Linked DNA regions of Homo sapiens: region 1 is linked to region 2. A link is a loop called in an ENCODE intact Hi-C map of the cell type or tissue named here. Cell type or tissue: CD4-positive, alpha-beta T cell. All regions are shown on one strand. Links, peaks and the distances in the headings refer to the core of each region. The heading gives the core; the rest is flanking DNA.

Region 1 (8,330 bases), core at 17-8,016, 400 kb before region 2:
CTCCCACAGTACATAGAATAACCCCGTAAAGAATGACCTGGCTGGGGCCTGAGAGCATTGCTTTACCTGGAGGTGCAGCCAGTCAGCCAGGGGAACGAAGCAGTATTTGTGGGCTGAGCAGAGAGGGCCCTGGGCAGATCCTGGGTGTGTGCACATGAGGGCCCCGGGCAGGGCAGGGCAGAGGAGGTTGGGACACTGAGTCAGAGGTATGCTCCTGAAGGCAACCCACAAGGGGGCCAGTTCGTGGAACTGCAGGCCTGATCCTGAGCAGCATGGTGCGGAGCTGTCTGGACAGGCCTGCAGAGAAGGGCGCCTACCTTACTGAGGTCAACCACACACATCCAGTAGCCACAAGGCTGCTGTCGCAAGGCGGTGCCTGGCCTATCTTGTGATGATGTTTGTTTTTACACATAATGTTATGCTTTGCTTATGGACAAGCAATGGAGGCTGGCGAGGCTGCCCTGGGCCTGTTACACACCCAGAGGGCCCTGTGCCCACCTCAGGCCTCATTCTCTCCTGAGGAGAGAGCCCAGTGTCCGGAAGACATCCCTCCCCTCCTGTTTGTTCTCTCCTGCCCTCTCTCTGCTTCTGCTTTTAAGAAACACCTGTTGGCCAGGCGCGGCGGCTCATGTCTGTAATCCCAGTACTTTGGGAGGCTGAGGCGGGCAGATCAGGAGGTCAGGAGTTCAAGACAAGCCTGGCCAACATGGTGAAACCCCTGTCTCTACGAAAAATACAAAAATTAGCTGGGCATGGTGGCGCGTGCCTGTAGTCCCAGCTCCTCGGGAGGATGAGGTGGGAGAATCGCTTGAACCTGGGAGGCTGAGGTTGCAGTGAGCCGAGATGACACCACTGGACTCCAGCCTGGGCTATAGAACAAGACTCCCTTTAAAAAGAAAAAAAAATTCATGATCTGGAAGCCCGAGTGTAGCTAACTGGTGGACAGATGAAAGTGAAATGTGTGATGTTTCCTAAGACCCCCTAAGACTTCCCTGAGCCACGGGAGGCTCTCACGAGTGTGTAAGCCAGGGTTTTGGGGAAGGGGTGGATGTGTGTGTCTCGCATTTTCCCAGCTGCCTCTCCTTTCCCCTTCTTCCTTGCTCCCGGAGACTTCCTTGTGGATTCCTTCCCAGAACTTGGTCTGAATTCCCTAATAGACATTCTCCTAGCGGGATGAGTCCCCCTTTACAGCACTCGGGAAATGCCTGCTCCTCTAGCTGTCTCTGATCCACCTCTCCTGTCTTTCAACTAAGGCCCCCACATGCCAGACCATCGTTGGTGGACCTCGTCACCAGCATGAAGTGGGCTCTTGGAGTTGTCGACTGACTAGTTCACAATTAGTGACTCATAGCATCTCACTCATTTCCTTTTCATCAGTAGGAGGCAGCAGTCTGCACTTTTGCATCACATTTCAAAGACATCTGTGTGTTTGTTCTCGTGCAGAACACTTTGACTATTGTAACCTCTAGGTCCATGAATGACCCTCATCTTCAGTAAAAGTGGATTCACGCTGGCAAAGTCTGCTTTGTTTTATTGTGACACATGGAACATTATGGATTTTGGTGAATAAAAACTAACTTAAATTGAAGTCATTCTTGTAAAATGAAAATACATTTTTCTGCTGTTCTTAACTTTATAATATAGATACATACTATGTCTTATGAAATAGTAAATGGAAAACACGATTCAAAAAGCGCTATTTTGGTAAATAACTTGCATAAAGGGCATATGGACAACACAAGTCCACAACACAATAGACAACAGACAACACAACCTGTTACACAGGCACTCAAGTTCGTCTGCAGATTTGGTTTTCTTTTTTTTTTTTTTTTCACTCCTGATGCCCAGGCTAGAGTGCAATGGCGCGATCTTGGCTCATTGCAACCTCTGCCTCCAGGGTTCAAGCGATTCTCCTGCTTCAGCCTCCCGAGTAACTGGGATTACAGGCATGCACCACCACGCTGGGCTAATTTTGTATTTTTAATAGAAATGGGATTTCTCTGTGTTGGTCAGGCTGGTCTTGAACTCCCAACCTCAGGTGATCCGCCCGCCTTGGCCTCCCAAAGTGCTGGGATTATAGGCGTCAGCCACCAGGCACAGCCTACAGATTTGGTTTTCAATATCACTTGACATGCACAAAGTACGGGTGAACAAGCACTTTTATTCTTTTTTCTTTTTTTCTTTTTTTTTTTTTTCTTTTTGAGATGGAGTCTCGCTCTGTTGCCCAGGCTAGAGTGCAGTGGCGCAATCTTGGCTCACTGCAACCTCTGCCTCCCAGGCTCAAGAGATTCTCCCACCTCAGCCTCCCGAGCAGCTGGGATTAGGACCACCACGCCTGGCTAACTTTTGTATTTTTAGTAGAGACAGGGTTTCACCATGTTGGCCAGGCTGGTCTCAAACTCCTGACCTCAGGTGATCCTCCCGCCTCGGCCTCCCCTCAGCTGGGATTACAGGCGTGAGCCACCGTGCCTGGCCACAAGCACCTTTTTTCTTTATCTCCTATGTTTGAAATTAAAATGAAAAAAATGTATAAACCTTATTTAATTAACAAGTGATGAGTCATTTTTAGTAAATGGACCTAAATACCTTAAGAAAGCCATCAAGTGTCAAATAGAGAGATGTAAGCTACCATGGAGAGCCTTTCGGGACGTATGGAAGGAACCAGTTTGCAATGACAACATGCTGTGGGTGGTGCCTACCTACACTGAAAGATTCGGATGGGTTTTTCAGAGTGCCCTCTTCACTGTCTTCCTTCACCCAGCCCGCCTCCTCTTCCAGGACTCCGACCCACTTTCCTCCTGCGCCCTCTAGTGTCTGTCTGCTTTTCCGTTCCCCCCATTTCTACCTTAGGATTTTTCTGTGCCTTTCATTCATCCTCCGTCTGCGTCTCCCGTGGTACTGACTTCAAAACCCCTGACTGTACCGAAACTCGGTGTGAACGAGGACTGCAGTGCTGCTGGGGATGCATTCTCCATTTGTACTTGAAGAGTTACGTCAAAACCTAAACTGTAGGCCTGACAGATAATGATAATTTGTCTATGGCAAAAACATAAGCTTAACTGCCTATCCTAATATAACAGGAAGCTAAACTATTTATACTGAACTGAATTCTCCTACATTTACAACTCATAAACCTGCAGCTTCCTGGACAGGCAGCAGACACTCCCAAACTCCGCTGTGTCCTAGTATATAATACTTTCGGCCAACCTACATGTGTAACTTACATCATTTTCAGAATATGAATGCTTCAAGTGGCATATTAGACATTAATAATTTAAGCAATGAAATTAACTGATACAGAATATATAGGTAAATAATAAAAGAAGTAATTAAAAATCTTTGTTTCATCAGTTCATATTAGCTATATATGTTCTCAAGTCTCAAAGAAAAGGTATTATTTCAAAGCAACTTAAAAAATATTTAAAAATTAGCACCCTATAGTTCTCATTTAATAAGTTAAATGGGTAATTAATTGGCATTTTATTTCAATAGAAGCTTATTTCAAAAAGCTTTCTACAGAGTTATTTTGTGTAAAATGGTAATTATGCCCACAATTTTCTAAATGAAGCTTGCAGAAAGGGCTCATTTTTGCCATAAACATAATTTTCATTGATGTTTCCCTTAAAGACAAATGTTTCCTTCACTGAAATAGACTTTTGGAAATTGTTTAATTATTTTTACCTTGGCAATTATGTCACCTTCCTTGAATATCCTCATTAATTACATTGCCACTGGTACCTCTGAAGTATTTGGTGTTTTCTTAAGTTCTTTAAGCTCTTTATTTTATTTTATTTTATTTATTTATTTTTTGAGACAGTCTCGCTCTGTCGCTCAGGCTGGAATGCAGCGGCCTGATCCCGGCTCCCTGCAACCTCTGCCTCCCGGGTTCATGTAATTCTCCTGCCTCAGCCTCCGGAGTAGCTGGGATTACAGGCTCGCACCACCAAGCCCGGCTAATTTTGGTATTTTTAGTAGAGACAGGTTTTGCCATGTTGCCCGGGCTGGTCTCAAACTCCTGACTGCAAGTGACCCGCCTGCCTGGGCCTAAGTTCTTTAAGATCTTAATGTAGAGTCTGAAAAGAGGGTTTCAGTCTGGGATTAAGTGCCTTTTTTTTTTTTTTTTTTTTTTTTTGCGACGGAGTCTCCTGCCTCAGCCTCCCTAGTAGCTGGGACTACAGGCGCGCACCACCATGCCCAGCTAAGTTTTTGTATTTTTAGTAGGGATAGGATTTCGCCATGTTGGCCAGGATGTTCTCAAACTCCCAACCTCAGGTGATCCGCCCACCTCGGCCTCCTGAAGTGCTGGGATAACACGTGTGAGCCACCGCTCCCGGCCAAGTGCCAATTACTTAATATTCCTAACTTTTTAACATATCCTAAAATACAACTCCACACCCAAGTTCAGGCGCTCGCGGATGGTCTTTTGTTGGCCGCACTCCTCCCTCCGGCTCTGCTCCAGCCCAGCCCCAGCCTCCTACCCTGGGGGCACCGCTGTCCCGCGGCCGAAGAAGCTGCGCCGCACCGGCCTCTGCCGCCACCTGGCGCCCGGCCGGGGCACGACGCACTGGACACCTTCCTAATAATATGAGCCGCACGCTCCCGTGGGGCACCCCTGACCCTCGCGGCCGCGCGTCTCAGCGCCCCTTCCGTGGGCTGCGGGTCTCACCCCCCAATCCCACTCCCACGTGGGCCCAGGTTCCTTCCGGGTTGAAAGCAGGGAACCTGCAGAGCTCACTCATCCTAAAAACGACCTTAATCCTGCTAGCCTCCAGGAGCCCCGCACCCTGCTCGCCCTGGCCCCGGGGAGGGCACCCCATCCCGCCACCCCACACCCCAGAGCCGACTCAGGGCTAAATCCTCCCCTTAGCTCCGTCAGGGCCCTGAATGACCCCCCCGCACACCCGTGCGCACTTCCCCTGGGCTGGCCTGACCCCCATACCTGCAGCCCCTTCTTTGCCCAGTCCCTCAGCTGCTCTCAAAGCCAGTGTCCTCAAGACTGCGCCTGTCACGGTCGTGCGTGGTCCCCACGCAGTCGGCGCCTAGACCTATCCTACTGGATCGCCCAGAGGCCTCAACGGAAGGCTGTGCTTTCTTTTTTCTTCTTTGGGGGGCGAGGGAGGCAGGGAGAGGGGTCTCGCTCTGTCGCTCAGGCTGGAGTGCTGTGGCGCGATCTCGGCTCACTGCAACCTCTGCCTCCCGGGTTCAAGCAGTTTCCTGCCTCAGCCTCCCAAGTAGCTGGGACTACAGGGCCCCGCCATCACACCCAGCTAATGTTTTTAGAGATGGGGTTTCGTCATGTTGGCTAGGCAGGTCTTGAACTCCTGACCTCAAGTTATCCTCCCGCCTCAGCCTCCCAAAGTGCTGAGATTACAGGCATGAGCCACTGCTCCGGCACTTAAAATCCACTTTTCATTACACATCACAATAGAATTGAGAAATGGTTTGTTCTTGTTATGTAGAATAAGAGATGACACTTCAAAATGATGATTTTTAAAAATTTTCGCTCAGCTCATGGGGCACCCACTTATTGAGCTTTTTATCTTTCCAATTTGCTTCAAATGCCAAACGACCATTGAATGGCCAACGTTGAGTTCTTTGGCAACTTCTCCTGTAGCGTAAGAGGATCAGCTTTGATGACTGCCCTCAATTGATCACTGTCAACTTCTGAAGGCCGGCATCTATTGGCAAAACTTCTCGAACCACCACTGCACTGTGTGTGCCCTAGCAGTTTCTGGGCCAAATGAATTGTTGATGTTGCCAGTTGTCTCTTCTGCATTTTGACCTCAAATAAGAAAATTGCTCAAATTTGCTTTTTGTCTAACATCATTTCCATAGTCTAAAATAAACGTAAAATAAACAGCAAGTAATGTCATTAGCAAAAAAAATAAAGCGAGAAATGCCCGTTAAAATGATGTATGACATATTTATTTAAGAACATATTCCAATATCAAACAGCAAATTCCAACAATGCAAAAACCACAATTACTTTTGCATTCACCTAAAATTGGAACGATACAGAGAAGACTAGCATGGCCCCTTAAAAAAAAATACATAAACTGCAGAAGGGATTATTTTATGTAGTCTAATTTGTTTTGTTTGTTTGTTTAGACCTAAGTATTGGCCAGTTTTTCATCCTTACATTTTTGTGTGTCTGACCTTCATCTGGCATCATCTTCCTTCTGCCTGATATACAGGTATATTTTTTACAAGTTTTCTTAGTGAGGATGTCTAGTGGCAAACACTCATTTTTTTTAACTGAAAATGTCTTTATCTTACCCTAATTCTTTTTTTTTTTTTTTTTTTTTTGAGACTAGATCTCACTCTGTTGCCCAGGTTGGAGTGCAGTGGCACAATCATAGCCTAGTATCCTCCATCTCCTGGGCTCAAGTTATCCTTCTGCCTCAGCCTCCCAAGTAGCTGGAACTACAGGCATGCACTGCCATGCCCAGCTAACGTTTTAAAAATTTTATTAGAGACAAGGTCTCACTATGTTGCCCACGCTGGTCATGAACTCTTGAGCTCAAGCTCCCCGCCTCCCAAAGTGCTGGGATTACAGGTGTGAGCCACTGCACCCGTATTTTGCTCTAATTCTTTTTTTTTTTTTTTTTTTTTTTGAGATGGAGTTTTGCTCTCGTCAGCCAGGCTGGAGTGCAATGGTGCGATCTCGGCTCACTGCAACCTCCACCTCCTGGGTTCAAGCACTTCTCCTGCCTCAGCCTCCCGAGTAGCTGGGATTACAGGCACGCACCACAACACCTGGCTAATTTTTTTTGTATTTTTAGTAGAGATGGGGTTTCACCATGTTGGTCAGGCTGGTCTTGAACTCGTGACCTCAGGTGATCCGCTTGCCTTGACCTCCCAAAGTGCTAGGATTACAGGCAAGAGCCACCACGCCCGGCGCTCTAAATATTAAAATATATTTTTTTTCTACATATAGTATTTTAGGTACACAATTATTTTCTTTTGAGCCCACTAACAATATTCCATTTTTAGCTCTGCCTCTGTTGTGGGTGATGAAAATAGATAATCTTTGTTCATTTGGACATCTCCATCGTCTTCAGTGGCTGCCTTGGAGGCTTCTCTTAGTTGTTGGTGCTTGATAACTCATTATGGTGCCTAACTGTGGGTTCTTTTTATTTATTCCATTTACTTATTCATTAGAAATTCTCAAGAATTATAATAATAATAATTATTATTATTATTATTATTATTATTATTTTGAGACAAAGTCTCACTCTGTTGCCCCAGGCTGGAGTACAATGGCGTGATCTTAGCTCACTGCAACCTCCGCCTCCCAAGTTCAAGCGATTCTCCTGCCTCAGCCTCCTGAATAGCTGGGATTACAGGTGCCCGCCACTACGCCCGGCTAATTTTTGTATTTTTAGTAGAGACAGGTTTTCACCATGTTGGTCAGGCTGGTCTCAAACTCCCAACCTCAGGTGATCCACCCGCCTCAGCCTCCCAAAGTGCTGGGATTACAGGCATGAGCCACCACACCTTGCCTCTCAGAAATTATTTCTGAGGAATCATCTTAGAAACATTTCTACAAATATAATCTTAGCCTTATTCTTTCTCTTTCCTCTGAAATTCCAACACCCATATGACAGGCCTTGTCATTGTATTCTCCAAGTTTCTGAACTTTTTTTTCATATTTTCTCTTTTTCTCTCTATACTGCATTCTGGGTAACTTTATTAGATTTATTTTGTAATTCACCAATTTTATCTTTTACTATGTCTTCCGTTAAACCTCTCCATTTGCTCTGATGATTTAATTATTTTTTGTCTTTGTAATTTGGTCCTTTCTCATATGTGCTTGGTCAATATTTTTCGATTTTTTAATTCTAAAATTAACAAACATACACAAAAAGTTTGAGTGGATCACCTGAGATCAGGAGTTCAAGAGCAGCCTGACCAATATGGTGAAACCCCGTCTCTACTAAAAATACAGAATTAGCCAGGTGTGGTGATGGGTGCCTGTAATCCCAGCTACTTGGGAGGCTGAGGCAGCAGAATTGCTTGAACCTGGGAGGCAGAAGTTGCAGTGAGCCAAGATCACGCGCCACTACACCCCAGCCTGGGCAACAACAGTGAGACTCCATCTCAAAAAAAAAAAAAAAAAAAAAGAAAGAAAGAAAAGAAAAGAAAGAAAGAAAGAAATGTATTTTCTACAAATAAAGAGTTTTACTTTTTCCCCAAAACTGGAGCCTTTAATTTCTTTGTCTTGCTTTATTGCACTGGCTAAAACCTCTAGTATAATGATAGATAGAAATGGTAACAGGAAATATTTGTTTTGCTTTCCTGCTATTAGAAAGAAAAATGAGTCTTTGACC
Region 2 (8,330 bases), core at 304-8,303:
AAATCTGTCAATAGGAGAAGGTGAGGCCCTTGTAATGTGTTTCGCTCGTGGTATGTGTGTGATTTCTCACTCAGGTTATTAAGGATATAGATTGGATGCTCTCAGCTTTAAGAATTACCTCCAAACATGCGCCTGTTTTCTCACTTTAAAGAATGGTGGATTCATGGGTGTGAAACTCTAGATCTTGTATTTGGTTGTAGGAGGTACGTGAGGGTCAGGGCTGGGTGCTCTGTATCTCATTGTACAGTCGCTGACCCCTGCAGTCCTGGATTCCCAACCCAGACCACACTGCGATTCTCTTGTGAGTTGTGCGAATGCGTGTGTGACTGCACACATGCCTGTGCCGTGTGTGCCCCCCAGGTGTGGCTGTGCATGTACAGTTGTATGTATGTCCATGAATGCATGACCACATGCTTGTGCTTTGTATGTGTACCTGTGTTGGTGTGCGTTGCAGCGTGCCTGTGTGTGTGGCTTCTCATCTGACTGCATGTGTATGAGAAGAGATGAACCAGGTCAGGCAGACAGGTGCAGGCAGCCCTGGGCAAGGGAAGTGTCTTAACGGGTGCACCAGTATAGTACTGTTGTATGGACTTCCAGGTGGATTTGAATAGTTTAAGCAGTTGTGTTTTATTCCTATGTATAGTAAACGCAGGGTAGATAAACATGGGTAATTACAGAGAAATAGTCATAGCCATTGATGATAATGGAAATGACAGTAGTGCCAGGCGCCTTTGGTGGTTTCTGGCCTGGTGGCAGGCAGGTGGCTCAGCAGCAACTGGGAAGGTGCGCAGGTGAGCACAGTCTCCCTTTGCAGGTGGCTTCTGGCTCTCAGCCCTGTAGCTTCGACTAGCTTCGACTCTGTGGCACAACCAGTGGATCACTTGTTGTCCTGCGAGCGCAGACAGCAGCTGCCAGCATGGGAACACGGAGGGCATCAGTTCATCACTTGTGGTCCTGCGAGCGCAGACGGCAGCTGCCAGTGTGGGAACACGGAGGGCATCAGCTCAAGCTGATAGAAGCGCAGCGGCCCGATGGAGCTCGCTTCTAGTTCAGAGAGGAGAAATCACGTGAGAGTCAGACCTGTCAAGTCATCGCTGATCTGAAGTTCGTTTAAGGAGCGGAGTTTAGTCGTTCAGATCTGTTGCGACTCTTCAGATCACTTCCCGTTTTGCAATCACGACTGTCCGTGAGTGCCCGAGTGTAAGTTGTGTTCTTGGAGAAGCAACGTCTTCCTCTGTCCCCCGCAGGGGCCTCAGACAGCCTGGGTCCCTGAGGGGCCACTTGGTCCATGGTCTGTCCTGTCACGTGGGTGGCAGAGGGGGTCACAGGTCACACAGGTCCGGGTTCTCAGCTGTGGGACGCCTGTAGCTTGGATGAAAGGAAATGTCCTCGGACCTAGGCATCTTAGGATGGTAAAGCTGAAGGGGCCTGTGGGACCCTTCCTGTCCTCTGGGTGGTGGCTCTGGGAGGTTACGGGAGGGCACCCTTTCTTCAGGTTTACTCTCGACTTCTCTGGAGGCAGCTGCGCGGGACAGCCCAGTGTGTGCCTCGTTCACTGCTGAACTCAGCAAGAGGGATTGTTGTGGCCACTGGCGGGATTTGTATTCACAGAGTAAATGAATTCATTGGTGTTGACCGAGGCGATGTCTTCAGCAAATAGAAGGCGCGGGGCTAAGGCTTGTGCATATACAATTTCTTTTCAGAGAAGCCCTCCCCTCCCTGTGGGATGCAGAGACCACTGGTCACGTTCACGTGCACACATGCGCGCACGTGTACACACAAACGTGTACACACGCGCGTACACACATGCACATAGGCACGCACATGCATGTGCAGTCATTCTGTGGAAATTGTTTATGCAGAGTTGGCACTCAAACAATACTGGTTTTCCCTGTCCCTCTTGAGAGCCTATAAACAGTAGTGGAGGGGTGCGGCGCGGGGGTGTGGTTGGTGGAGAGATGGAGCGCGGGGGTGTGGTTGGTGGTGGAGGGGTGCGGCGCGGGGGTGTGGTTGGTGGAGAGATGGAGCGCGGGGGTGTGGTTGGTGGTGGAGAGATGCGGCGCGGGGGTGTGGTTGGCTCTGAGAGCCCCGGGAAGGAACTGACTGGGAGGCCGGTTGTGCTCCGGGCTCACCTTGCCCCAGGAGTGCCGTCGGTCTGTCCAGGGGCCACATAGGGGCCCATGCGGGCTCTGCCAGCAGCTGCAGGGCGTTTCGGAGATGGCCTCGGAGAAGCCCGTGGGCGGAGAGGGACGGACTTAGGCTTGGCCTCTTGTGACCAGCTTTTTGATGTAGTACTTGATGGAAAACAGCTTACTTAGCTTTCAAAATTTTGAATTCATAGATCCAGGGCTCCAGCTTGGTCAACGAGCTCCTGCGAAACAGTTGCAGAGATATTATTTTGTAACTCCTTCTCAAAATAGAAATATGACTGAGTGGTTGAGAAGATAAATGCAGTAATTAGGGCTTTCCAGAGATTTGTCTGAGGCATTGTTCAATTGGGGCTTGAAATTCTTTTTTTTGGTTCACAAAAAAAAAAAAAAAAAAGATAAATTGAAGGTGAACTATAAGAACAAAACTTAACCCATTTATGCCGGAGGTTGCAAATTTCTTTTTTTAGTGAAAAATCAGACCTTGGTGACAACCTTGAGCAGTAGGATATAAATAACTCCCATGAGCTTAGCGTTCCAATAATGGAACACTAGGCATAAATGGGTTAAGATGTACAGGAAAGGAAAATACAGTTATTTCCTCTTTTTAAAAATAGGAGAGAAGAGGAAAACGAAGGAATGAAGTCTGAAGGAGAAATGTATATATATATATATTGTGTTTACATCATTTTAATGGACACTATAATTACAACCCTTTTGTTACAACTTACAGTGTGATTAAGGAAGCCTGCCTGAGATATTTCAGGAACAATATAGTGTTGTGATTTGGGGAGAGTTGCTGAAATTTTTAAGTAAAATGTCAGATCTTTTCCTTAGGTATCCATGGTGGACTGGAACTTCTGAGACTCAATATTTATATTACATAATAGTTTGAACTCTGCATGTGGGAGCTGTAGAAAACCTACATGTTTCACATTTGTTTATATATGTGTAACCATAACATGCTTTAGTTTTGCCTGGCTTTCTGTGTGGACAAGCTTCCTAACCAGACAGGCCGTGCCTACGTAGTTTGATTCCATTTGGTCACCCCTCTCTGCTTATAGCTTTATAATCCACACTCAACCAAGTACGGGGTCAGTACCAGCCAGGTTGTGAATTCATCAGAACGATAAGAGTAAGAATGTCTAATGGGGAAAGCTGGGATGTTTATTTGTTTATTTAGTGTCCTAAAATAATGAAGTTTTAACTTTCTGGGCGTTTAGGTAGCAAATCCTACCAAGTGCTCAGAAATAGCTGTTTCTCAAATTATTCAGTCCGTCTTACCAGAAGACACACATCACAGTACCCAAAGAATGACAATAATTGTAACATAAACCTCTGTGAAAGGACTTAGAAAATTGTGTCGTGAACACCGTGAGCCTCGCCTGCTCCTGTGTTCATCTCTGGCCTAGGCTCAGACCTGGGGGTTGTCTTTTTCCCTCTCTGGCTTCTGCCCCAAGTCGGCCTCTTGGGAAATTGTCCCTCCATCTGTCTCCCCTTCCAGTTGCTCACTCTGAATTTCCAGCCCTTTCACACCCTCCTGCCTGAGTTTGCTAAAGTGGGGGCGTGTGCAGGAAGGGCCACTTTCAGAAGGGCTGCTGCCCTTGGGCAGGGCTGATTGCTCTGCGGTGATGGTCTGCTCATCCCACGGTGGGAGAGGCACATCCTTACCCTTGAAACCACCCCACTGGGAGACCAAACTAGGCCAAAGAGCCAGGTATCTTAGCAGTTTCCATTTCATCCACATGTCACTCACAATCTTAAGTGATTATTGCTGGTTCCAAGCAGAAACATGGTGAGGGCTGGTGGCTGGGTCTCCTCCTGCAGGTGGTGACCACCTGGGACCGGTATTGAATGGACGATGTCACCCAGAGCTATGTTCAAGGGATGAGAGTGTTTCCCGACTTATACAGTATCAGGGGGGCCCTGGGGCTAGAAGTCAGACCTGTGGACCTCGAGTCTAGAGGTGACAGAAGACAACTTAGGTGCTGTTTTCCTGAACCTCCTCTCTAGCGCTTAGAACGCACCCAGGCTTTCGCTGAGATGAGCTGCCTTGAAGCCAGCATGGAGAGCATTTTCAAGTCAGTTACTAAATGACTAACATACTTTAAGTCAATTGCTAACTCATTACATTTGAGTAAGTTTTTGCAAGGTTGGACATTTTTGAAGTTGGATATGCTGACTATATATATAATCCCCCACATGTAATGTTCATGGACATAGTTTGCTTAATTCCGTCTATGCCAAAATGCAAATATATTATTAATTTAAAGCCCTCTGCATTTTTAGCCTCTGAAAATATTGTTGAAGGTGCAAACTGAAATGTAAGATGCAGATCAAAAGGATGCATTGCTATACTGACAGTGCTGTGCTTCATAAGACATGTGCATTTTGCATTTGTCCTGATGATCTTTTAAGGCAAGCTCTTGGTGTAAGTCTTTTGCAGATAAATGCCTGTTGTTGAAAAGTGGATGGCTCTTCCATGTACGGGGACCACACGCGTAGCACCAGCACCAGGAGGGAGTCGGGCTATAGCTTGGGCGCAGGTGCCATCTAGTGGTAGCTTCCATGCATTGCGCGGGCTGCCAGGATGCCTCGGGGAAATCCGCCTTCCTCTGTCACGGAGGACAGAGACCGCTTGTGTTATGAAATGGCCTTTGTTCCGTAAGTCAGACACATGCCTGATTTTAAATCTGAAGACTCTACTAATAAGTGATCCTGATTTTTTTTTTTAAAGACTCATTACAGTTTCTTTGTAAAAGACACGGAATTTGGATTCTGTGTTTTTGGACATTTATGCATCGCAATAGAAAAAGTTGTAGAAAGCCATGCAGGTGCTAGCTAGTTTGTGTGTATATTAGTTGGCTTTAAGTCGGAGAAGTGTACAGTGTTATTTCTCTTCCTGAGACTTACTCCCTCCTATGCCTCTTAAAACACTTTGTGTAGGAGAAAACACACAAGTGGTTTAATTGTATTCTTTGTGACTCCTGTTGGAAGATTCCAGGCCCCCATTCCTTCAGAAAGGCCCCCATTCCTTCATAACTAGTGTTATGGGCCTGGCTTTCCTGCTCTCCTCCTTACTCTAAGCTTCCTTATTTTCATTCTAACATCTACCAGCGGCGTCAGCACCTTCTTCCCGACAGTCCCCGCCACCATTCTTGATAAGACTTCATGTACGGCCTTTGTGCTAGCTGGCATCTGCTTCAGACAGCTGCGTCATACAAGGAAAGATTCGTGTTAGCTAATTATTTTTTGCCAACTTGGATAAATTTGTAAGTGGAAATCTTCATTGCTCTCTGATTAAAGTATGGTTTGCCATGTTTTAAAAAATAATAAAAGAATATATTGATTGTATTTTCTCCAGTGGATGTGTTTTGGTTGGCTGTTAGGATCTGGGGACGAAGGAAGGTGTGTAAGGTGTAGAGTAGCCGTGAAAGCCAACTTGAATTCGATTCACTTCAGCATTTGATTCACAACAGAAAAACCAAACCTGAGCGACGCTTCTTTATGGTTGAGTCAATAGGAAGCAGTTAGTAAATTCCAGGTTTCTGGAACCTGATTATGTTTTATGCCGGATAAACTGCTGTTTAACCGAAAGCTGTCATGGAAGCTAGAGGTATTTGATTAACCTTTAAGTTGTTGATTCTGTACTCACTGATTTAAAAAGTAACACGAATAATTTGTCTAGTCAGAAATTCTATATTTAATTTGGGACTGTTTTTGTTCGGACATCAAAATACAGCTTCCAAGGCTGGGGGCGCAGTGGCTCATGTCTGTAATCCTAGCACTTGGAGATGCCAGGGAGGATCACTTGAGCCCAGGAATTTCAGAACAGCCTGGCAACAGAGTGAGACCCATCTCTACAAAAAGTTTTTAAAAAAGTAGCCAAGCATGGTAGCACACGCCTGTAGAGCCAGCTACTCAGGAGGTTGAGGTGGGAGGAGGGCTTGAACCTGGGAGGTTGAGGCTGCAGTGAGCTGTGATTGCACCAGTGCACTCCAGCCCGGGTGACAGAGCAAGACCTTGTCTCAAAAATAAAATATCGTGTCCAGAGTACTAAGATATTTATGTAATTTTCTGTTAACACAGATAACATACTTTCGCAAGTTGTTTATGTTAGTAGATTATCACTTAAAATGAAAACGTGTACTCAGTCATCCAGAAAAAGTAGAATAAACATCTTGGGGTATAATTTATCAAAATTTTATAATACCATTCAGTTCCATGTTGCTCTAGTCCTGGCATTTTCTTGTCATTCAGATTTTTTTTTCTTTTTTTTTGTAGTTCACATTGTATGTGTCATGATAAGAATCATTCTTGAAGACATTTCTTTAGAAGAAACTTTTCTGGCCATAGGACTGAGCTGGACGATTGGCAGCAGCGTTTATTATTCTGTATGAAAGCCCAGGGCTGCCCTTTGATGAGAATGAGGGCAAGACCCACGCTGTCACTTTCCTACTCCATGGCCTTGGTGTTTGGGGCTTGGGTCTCCCCGACTCGGTGCCTCTGGAGGGGCTTGTGGCTTCCTGATGGGCTGCACCTGCTTCTGAACTGCGTAGCCTCTGAAAGCAATTATGTGTCCCCCGGCTTTTCTGTGCTCCTTGTGTCCCTCTGAAGCACTGAGTCTGTCTGGGTTATTTTTTTGTGTTTCAGGAGGAGAACTTCCAGATCACACCAGCCTGTGGCAGTGGTTTTCAGCATTTCTTTGGCTCCCCTTGCACAGGCAGCTTATGTCTTGTTTTTTCATGGAAAAGCCCCCGTGGATATTATAGCTACAACTTTTCCTCGTGCATTTTCTACATCATATCCAAAAACATCGTCTGACAGCGGTGCTCCGGCCTCTCACTCTCAGTGGAATGGCCTCTCTTCTCCACAGTTTGGAGAACCACTCTGCCTGCTGCCAAGATCCTTTCAGCTTGAATATCTTTCCAGGGGCTGTTTTTCCCCCCAGATGTCTATGTAGTTTTGTCTTAGTCTCTGGCATTTTGATTGTCTTAGAAATTCAAATTGTGATGAAATCTGGACGCCTGATTTCATCAAGTTTCCCCCTTTCAGGACAGGTTAAAAGTGATAGATGGATCTTCTTCTGAGCAACACTGTTGATGACTGTGATGTTCTTGCTGTCAAATCCAGTTTTTTGTTAACTAGTCATGTCTGTTATAAAAGTTACTACAGATTCACAAATATTAAAAGTAAATGCTGAAATCTTGAAATGATTTTGAATGCAGTGGCCCTGAGTTCTGAGACAGCGTCGGGCTCCTGGCACTGGGCATTTTCACCTTGGGAAGAGGGTGACCCTGCGCGCCATATATGGTTGAAATCCTCAGTGTCATTTGGATAGAGGCTGTTTGCTTTTATATCACAAATACCTATTTGTTCCCCATGCCCATACACTTGTATGGGGCTAGTTTCATAGATTTTTCTTTTTAAATAAGAGGGAACATCTAAGAAGAAGAAAGTGAAGGAGGGGTGTGACCATCTCCTAATCACAGCTACTGGGGATGGGAGAACCAGTGACCTGAATATCCTATTTGCTGTCAGCCCTGAGCACCATCTACCATTCGAGGCCATCACCTCAAATATTCCATCTGGCTTTTAATTAAGAGAATGGGCTGCTAATGAAATCTCATACTTCAGGTTGTACGTGGATCACCTTCTGGGTCAGGAGCGTGGATGCTGGGAAGAAGGCAGGGCTTCCTCTTTCACTTGCAGCTTTGCGCACTTCCGGACGGTGAAGCTCGCGGTGTGGGGAGCTGGACGAGGAGCGGGGTCCTGTCCCTGAAACACTTGGCTCCTGCAGGGCGGCTGGCCCACCCTCACGGCCGGCTGCAGTGTGACCAGGGTGGTGACGTCATTTGGGAAGTGCTTTATCTTACCGTCATTTGGAGTTTCATTTCCTCGGCACGTGCTGGTGCGTCTTGTTTTGGAGAGAGACTCCCTCATCTAGAATGCGTGGCCTCCAGCCTGTCCGTGGTCACTGACTCCAGTGACTGTAGCTCTGGGATGTCCACCTCAGCACCCACTCGAGGTTGGTAACTGGGTTAAGAGCTGTGCTCTGTGCTGCCAGAATTCCGTACCTGCCCCTGAGGCTGCCTGTGCTTAACGTTACTGTTCTTATTTGCAGGTCCTTAAGAGATACCTGCTGAATTAACGAATTCATCTTGCGCTTCATGCTTTTTAGCA

The links. Hi-C counts contacts between places; a loop is a spot of excess contacts. Peaks named below come from ENCODE experiments on the same cell type or tissue, not always from the same donor. Only the 100,000 strongest peaks of a DNase experiment are listed, where the experiment ranks them.
Region 1: it touches region 2 in a loop (4-fold over the local background); 3 of 110 quality-filtered maps call a loop at or near these places.

What each region holds. Positions count from the first base shown.
Region 1 is chr18:76,798,413-76,806,742 of GRCh38, reverse strand. All of the region lies in intron 2 of ZNF236-DT (ZNF236 divergent transcript), which reads left to right. It also overlaps the pseudogene RNU6-346P. Among named protein-coding and RNA genes, the nearest start is that of ZNF236-DT, 20 kb to the left of the region's middle. RefSeq lists a silencer at 4,418-4,467. In CD4-positive, alpha-beta T cell, for the core only: CTCF peaks have their summits at 2,637, 2,842 (motif pointing left), 4,330 and 4,534 (motif pointing left); DNase peaks (open chromatin) are centred at 2,802 and 4,542.
Region 2 is chr18:76,395,463-76,403,792 of GRCh38, reverse strand. The region is part of intron 3 of ZNF516 (zinc finger protein 516); the gene reads left to right. Among named protein-coding and RNA genes, the nearest start is that of ZNF516-AS1, 92 kb to the left of the region's middle. In CD4-positive, alpha-beta T cell, for the core only: CTCF peaks have their summits at 4,500 and 4,701 (motif pointing left); DNase peaks (open chromatin) are centred at 2,002, 4,712 and 8,042.